3 separate regions of the Homo sapiens genome follow, and regions 1 and 2 are each linked to region 3. A link is a loop called in an ENCODE intact Hi-C map of the cell type or tissue named here. Cell type or tissue: OCI-LY7. All regions are shown on one strand.

Region 1 (2,500 bases), 130 kb before region 3:
TAAAGGAGAAGAAAGGGGTGGGTGACCTGAATCTCTAAATAAATACACTAGGCAAATATTTTGTGAAACTTTTGTTCACATTTATCCAGAGAAGTCCCCTTTACTGTTTTCTATTCTTTTCTATTTCATATTTTACTTTTGGCTATGGCCCACTAAATTGATCTTACAGTTCAAAAAAAGACCACAGTATCTGCTGTTTTAAAATCACTGTTCTCTCCAGGTTCTACCTCTTGTTCACCTTCATTGCTGTTACTTGTGGCAGACCAAGTTGAAGTCAGAATTTGGCCTCCTGATTATTTACAATGGGAATTTGGACCACTTTAGGCTAATTCCAAACCATTGCTATAATACATAATCGTGTGACAATTCATTATGTGTGTGTGTGTGTGTGTGTGTGTATATATATATATATATATATATATCTGTGTCTGTAATTTCTAGAAGTGGAATTGCTCAATCATTTATAAGTTACAATTATAATAATTTATAATATTTATGAGTACTTATAAAGCTTGTTATGCACATTGCCAAATTGCTTTCCAAGGTGTATAACTTGTATTTTCACAAGCTATAGATGAGAATGCTTATCTCACTGCACTCTAGCTCTATCAGCTAGAGTGTTATAAGTATTATACTCTTTCTTATTATTATCAATTTTAAAAGACAAAATCATTTTATTTTACTCACATTTCTTTTATTATTAGCAATGCTTATGCTTATTACAAATCTTTTTTGGCTATTATTTTATTTTCTGTGATCTATCTAATCTTGTCTTCCCCCAGTGTTTCAAGTTGGGGTCATTGAAATGTTTTAAATTACTTTATAGAAGAGCTTTATATTTCAAGGACATTTATGGCACACATTTTCCCTATTTGTTGTTTGATTTTATTTTTATTTATGACTTCTCTTGACATAAAGTTTTATTTTTTAATTGTTATGAAGGTAAACTGATCTTGTTTCCTTTAGGGTTTCTCTCATTGCTCTTAAGCTTACTATGTCCCTCAATATGTGCCAGTAACCTACCTATTCTCCCTTTCATTGCTTGTTGAAGCTTTCTAATTTTCATAATGCTTTCACTCTTAATCTTCTTCTTCTGTCTTTCCTGAACAAAATATTCTTGCTGTATCTTCCTAGGGTTCATCATCATTATTAATTTCCAATGTGTGTCAAAACCATATCTTACCTGCTTCTTAAGAGTGAAACAATGGATTTTTAAATGCAACATGATTTACGCTACTACAATGATCTCTGCTATTTAGTCTCCAGTGGGGTGTCTGATGCTTCTGTCACACTGACCAAGAGAGTTATGCTTTGTAGGAGCAAAAAAAGATTGCTGAGTATATGATGTGGTTGAAAGACTGTCAGGAAACTTTTTCACTTCCTACTCAAAATATTAATATTTCCTCTTAAAAGTGACAACCCATACACCTGCAATTATAGAGATATATGATACTGACAAATGAAAGAGGAGGCAGATTATTTGGTACAAGTGTATAAGTGTCTAAAAATGTCCTGACCTCAATCTCTTAGTGAAAAAAAAGACTAAAGATGAAAGAAGGTAAAAGACAAAAGAGCAAAAGAGAAGCTGATGCTGAAGATGAATGTCAAGTCACAAGACTCATGCCAGTCTCGTGGTAATGAAGGAATAGTTTATTATAATTAGAATAATTGTGATGAACATTTATTGGAACTGGCCAAGTGCCAAGGTGCTGCAGTAAGTTCTAGAAATAGTCCAATAAGGTGTTGTTCCTACCCTTATGGGGCTCACAGCCTAGTTGAAATGACAGAATGTGAATCAGTTATTACAGAACAGAACTTTAGTTTCTACAGTAGATTATCCATTTGTTCCAGAACTTGGAATATAAATTAGTCTTGTGGTTGTAGTTTCCCATGGGAAGTATTGCATGATATGATATTTGAAGGATGTGCAGAACTTAGCTAGATGAAAAACAATGCAATGTGGAGATAGTAGTCCAGGCAAAGAAAACAGTATGCTCCCAGGTAGGAGGCACTAGCAGAGCCTGAAATGGCATGTTTAGAGAAATGCACATAGTAGAAAAAGCTCAAGAAAAATATGAAGTTTGGAGTGCATGATGTGACTAGAGAGATGGCTTCCAGGTTTGGAGGAGTTTGTGTGCTAAGCTACAGAGTGTGTCAGGAAAGCCATCGATGTTAGGAAAGTACTGTAAGCAGGGATATAATATCTTATGTGATATGTTTTGAGATAATTGTGATTGCAAGAGGATGATGGATGAGAAGGGATGCAGACCAAAGGTGACAGGGGTGGGAGAGACTGATTGTGAAGCTATTGTATTAATTCAGGCAAGAATTGATGTACAATGAAATATTTGGGGAGAAGTAAATAGACATGAGAGAGATTAAAGAGATGGAATCTGTAAGACGTGATGAAAGACAAGATGCATGGAGAAGGAGAGGGAACAACCTAGGATAATCCACATTTCTAGCTTGGATTCCTGGGGAAGATGGCAGTGTTACTTAC
Region 2 (2,500 bases), 180 kb before region 3:
CTGCAGCTGCTTCCTCAGATGGGGCATATTTTTACTAGATTAACACAGACTTCACTAACCACATATAGTGATACCACCATCACCCTTGAGTTACTCATGCATAGTACCTGCTAGCTTCTTTTAGGCATTTGAGTTTGTGACTTCTGGTTTAAACTGCTATCTTAGATTCTAGAGGTCATATTTTCTGTTAGCCTAGTCATGATATTCTTTGCTCACCCACTACGTGTGAGTTTATTTCAGCCCTTGGTCTCCCTCAGGTTGTTCCATACCGTGGTTACAAGGTTGAACTGCGTCAGTCTGAGATGATTATGATGATGATTTAAAAACAATGATGATGTTAACTGAGCACTTACTGTGCATAGTACTAATTAATAACTAAAGCACTGTACTAAATAATTTATATATTACATATTATATATAAATATTATATATTACATTTATAAATATTATATTATATATAATATTTCATTTTCTCTTTACAACAACCTTATAGGTTAGGGACCTGATATGGTTTGGCTGTGTCACCACCCAAATCTCATCTTGAATTGTAATCCATATAATCCTCACATGTCACGGGAGGGACCTGATGGAAGGTAATTGAATCATGGGGGCAGTTTTCTCCATACTGTTCTCAGGATAGTGAGTGAGTTCTCACAAGATCTGATGGTTTTATAAGCAACTGGCATTTCCCCTGCTGGCACTCATTCTCTCTCCTGCTTTCCTGGGAAGAGGTGCCTTCTGCCATGATTGTAAGTTTCCTGAGGCCTCCCCAGCCATGTGGAACTGTAAGTTAATTAGACCTCTTTTCTTTATAAACTTCCCAGTCTTGGGTGTTTCCTTATAGCAATATAATAATGGACTAATACAAGACCTTTTTCACATTTTAACACTTAAAAAACCTGTATCATTAAAGTGTTAGCTGGCTTAACCAAAGTTATATACAGACACATACATATGTACAACCAGAAATCCAGGACCAAACAGAGATCACTGCCATTATTTTTTTTAATTCAGTACATTATTCCATTTAAGACTTTGACATGTAAAGATGTCACTTTTGACCTCAAATCCATATCCCAATCCTTCCCAGGTCATATTTTTTTTTGTCAGAAGTGTGTCTCCTGTGACAAGACCTAATTTAGGAATATTTTTCAGAACTTTAAGCAATCCTGCTGTCCACAGTTAAGACTAGGAAATTTTGGCCATCCTGTACCCACCCTTGCCACTTCCTTCTTTCATTGAGCTTGGCAGAAAACACCCCTTTGTACTTAACCAGGCTTTCATTTTCAGTCACTGTGAGTAAGAATTATAGTGTCCCCACAGCTTTGTGTGTGGAAGAGCTCTGAACAGAATTAAAAGTGACCTGTAATTGTGGTTTCAGCCTAAAAGTCTTTAGGGAAACATTGGCCCTGACTTGTTGAACCTCAGTTATGTCCCAGGATACTTTTAGAATCTACTCATATCCTCTGAACTGTGGTTCAAAAAAATTTTGTAATATCTACTTGGAATTCTTTTACAGATAAATTTAATTTTCCAATACTTAACTCATTTTAGCTTCTCTTTATTCCAAGCTAAATATTAAGTACTGTCTCTCATGGAAAATTCAGAAATAGAGCAGAGATCCCAAAAGCCATATACTGTGCATATAACCCATAAACTAGGACTAACAATTCCTACTGAATCCTTACTAGAGTATCTGTCTGTGTCATCTAATGACAGAAATTATTCATGCACAGTTTGGTCCATTGCTTTAAAAGAAAAAGTCAGAATCCCAGAGCAATCACTTGGTAGTTTCTTTAGTTGTCTAGAATGTGTTTCCTTGAAGATTGTGTCTCTGGATAAACCTTAAGTGAATAATTAGAGATCTCACAAAACCTCTAGTTTATTGACACTGACTGTGGTTAAGACAGGATTACTCTACATAAGATTTTTTCCAACTTTTTAAAATTTTTGGTCAAAAATACACAACATAAAATTTCAGTTTAACCGTTTAAAGTGTACAGTTGAGTGACATTAAATACATTCAAATTTTTGTGCAACTTTTTCAACTTTTTATTATTAATTTTTTTTAAGTTTTGGAAAAGTTCAAAGAATAGTACAATGAAGGCTAATATACTCACAACCTAGACAAAACAATTGTTAACATTTTTCCAAACTTGCTTCAATTCTCTTTTGGTATTTTGGTGTGTGTTTATTTGTGTCTATGTTTGTACTATTTGAAAGTAGCTTACAGATTTCACCTTAAAATATTTCATCTTGCGTCTCATGAGTATAAGGACATCCTCCTACATAACATCACCATTATTTTAGATAAAAATTCATAATTATTTTCTACTGTCATCTAATGTTTAGCTCATATTTAAATTTTCTTAAGTATGTCCAAAATGTATTATAGCTACTTGTGTGAATCATCATTCAATGTATAAAAATTACATTGCTTGTGTCTCTTTACTGTCCTTTTCTTTAAAAGAGCACCTCTCTCCATACTTCCCAGCCAAAT
Region 3 (2,500 bases):
CAGCAATGCACAGGAGAATTTAGCACCCAAGGTCTCATCTAATTAAGTTGATCCACTTTGTATAAAATTCAAATATTATAGGAGTCATTAAACATTAAAATAACAGAATAATTTTGGAAAATCTAGTTTAAAAGTTTTCGCTTTATGACAAGCTATTTAGATTATTGAGTCATAAAAATAACTTTAAATCAGTAGAGAAAAGTGGATGGCTGCAAAAGCTTTCTTTAGAAATTACCAATAGCAATAACAAGCAATGGCTACTGACATTTGTTGTACAATACTGATTGTAGTTTGTGTAAGTTACACAGATATTATTGGTGATGCAGGGCATACAATGTGCAAAATAAAACAGCATGGACTTCCTCTCCTCAAGGGAGGAATAACTTGCTTTGTAATGAATTAAAGCTAATTAATTCAAAGTTAACCAGTCTTTTTAACATATACTGAAAATCTCTAGGAAAAAAAAGTAAGAACAGTTGCCCATCATTAAGTCTAATTATTTAGTTACTTATGCCTAATCACAATAAAGTTGAAGTCTGATGTATGGATTTTATTTCATTGATATTAAAAGATGGGATGAGATTTAACCTTTCTCTGCCAAAAATAATCCTTTTTTTCTTTTTTTTTTTAAGAGTATGCCTGCTTTCTATATTATTGTCTTCTCCCTTGGTTTGTATATACCCTTAAAGTTTTAACTTGTTCCAGTTTCCCATGCTGGGAGCTTTAGGAGTTTGAAATTAAAATACCAATCCACTGGGGCGGGGTTCCTCTGAGCCATGAGAAACATGGCTCAAAGTTCTGAAATTAAAAAGCGAAAGTTTTGGTCAAAGTCCTACTCCTGAATTGGTCTCTGGCAAGTTACCAAACTTCTGTTTCTCAATGTGTTTAAAACAAAACTACTTTCACCTGCCTAAAAGAGGAATCGAGAAACACAGGTGTTGCACAGTGGGGCATCTCTTAGGAAGTTCTTACCACTCTGGCAATACCTAACATTCTGGACTTGCAAAAATGACTGTTCCTTTAGTACTTTTAGCTAGAGCAGAGCTGTATGGGGTTCTCTAAATAAAACCACATGCTTCACATGAATGTTAGTGGTCCCATTTGGCATTTTCTCAGGGAAAAGATTCTTACTCAGGCTTCTTTGGTGAAAGTTCTGGTATCCATAGGATAACTTTAGGCCCTCATAATTCCCAGAGGGAATTCCCAGAGGACGTGGCCCACTCTTAGAACACAACTCCATGCCTAATTCTAAACCAGTGGAGCAACAGTGACCCCCAGTGGCCAATGGTGTGGTCTTCTTACCCCCCAGTTTGTACTTCTAAGGAGAGTTGAATAATTACATAGTGGAATAGTAACCATCCAATCCATCTTGGCAACTATTAAATTAAATAAATCAATACCCCTCTGACCTGCTTGGTTTTATTTTAACAACAATGCCTAAATATCAATATAGCAGTGGCAATAATGTATCTCTGTTAAATAGAGTGCTTGTTAGGATTTTGATTAATGTAGGGTCAATAACGAATCATTTTTTGTTTCAATCCTGTTATTGAAAACACCGTAGAGTGTATTAATTCCATGTTTGGGGGCTAAGTTGTTTGTAATTAAATGATTCTTGCTGAGATAACTTGGTTTAAATCCTCTACCATTTACAAGCTATTTGAACTTAGATAAGTCGTTTAAGCTTTTTGAGCCTTTGTAAAATGTAAGAAATGTTAGCTTTGTTGTGAGAATTAGAGATACTACATATAATATGCCTGGAATGCAGCAGGCACTTAATAAATAATAACCATTTTGGTAGTGGTGGGATAGGCGATTGGGCTTAATGTATAATGATGCCAGAGGTTTTATTAAATTGTTGAAACAAATTCATTAGATAAGCATTTTGTGTAATGAGGACTGAGGAGTGGAAACGCAGTTCCACCTAACATATGTGTTCTTCTTTCATTTCTTTCTCTAGTCTTTGAAGCCATCAAATCATGCTACCATCCAGAGTATAGTGAGAGCTGTGGGGGTCGTTCCTGGGATTCCTGAGCCTTGCTGTGTACCAGAAAAGATGTCCTCACTCAGTATTTTATTCTTTGATGAAAATAAGAATGTAGTGCTTAAAGTATACCCTAACATGACAGTAGAGTCTTGCGCTTGCAGATAACCTGGCAAAGAACTCATTTGAATGCTTAATTCAATCATTAGTTTATTTTTATGGACTTCTTCCTGTTTTTTTTTTTTTTTTTTTTGCACTGCCAATGCATTTTGTTTCAAAAGATTATTTCTATAGTCAGAGGGGAATGAGCAAATAGACTGAAGATTGCCACCAAGGAAAAGAACTGTATTTGTTTCTGAATGTAACTTAAAGCAAGATTTTTAGTAAATATGGACATCTATTTCTCTTTTTGTAATCAAACACAACAACTTATCAAACTGTTTTTAGAACTGTTAGAGAACACACTGGTTTATTTTTGTAATGTTCTTTGAAAACAGAATGGAGAAGCAGCAATAG

Evidence for each region. Peaks named below come from ENCODE experiments on the same cell type or tissue, not always from the same donor. Only the 100,000 strongest peaks of a DNase experiment are listed, where the experiment ranks them.
Region 1: it touches region 3 in a loop (5-fold over the local background); 2 of 110 quality-filtered maps call a loop at or near these places.
Region 2: it touches region 3 in a loop (6-fold over the local background); 2 of 110 quality-filtered maps call a loop at or near these places.

What each region holds. Positions count from the first base shown.
Region 1 is chr4:80,924,142-80,926,641 of GRCh38, forward strand. The region is part of intron 4 of CFAP299 (cilia and flagella associated protein 299); the gene reads left to right. Among named protein-coding and RNA genes, the nearest start is that of BMP3, 110 kb to the right of the region's middle. In OCI-LY7, no CTCF peak of the experiment used is centred here; a DNase peak (open chromatin) is centred at 1,380; H3K4me3 peaks cover 1,581 bases; H3K27ac peaks cover 1,982 bases.
Region 2 is chr4:80,875,716-80,878,215 of GRCh38, forward strand. The region is part of intron 4 of CFAP299 (cilia and flagella associated protein 299); the gene reads left to right. Among named protein-coding and RNA genes, the nearest start is that of BMP3, 150 kb to the right of the region's middle. In OCI-LY7, no CTCF peak of the experiment used is centred here; DNase peaks (open chromatin) are centred at 106, 576 and 1,276; H3K4me3 peaks cover 1,404 bases; H3K27ac peaks cover 2,500 bases.
Region 3 is chr4:81,051,385-81,053,884 of GRCh38, forward strand. It overlaps BMP3 (bone morphogenetic protein 3), which reads left to right. Exons shown (of 3, transcript NM_001201.5): 3 at 1,961-2,500. The coding sequence ends at 2,152. Among named protein-coding and RNA genes, the nearest start is that of BMP3, 22 kb to the left of the region's middle. RefSeq lists a silencer at 894-943. In OCI-LY7, CTCF peaks have their summits at 1,273 (motif pointing left) and 1,495; DNase peaks (open chromatin) are centred at 927 and 1,267; H3K4me3 peaks cover 2,312 bases; H3K27ac peaks cover 2,500 bases.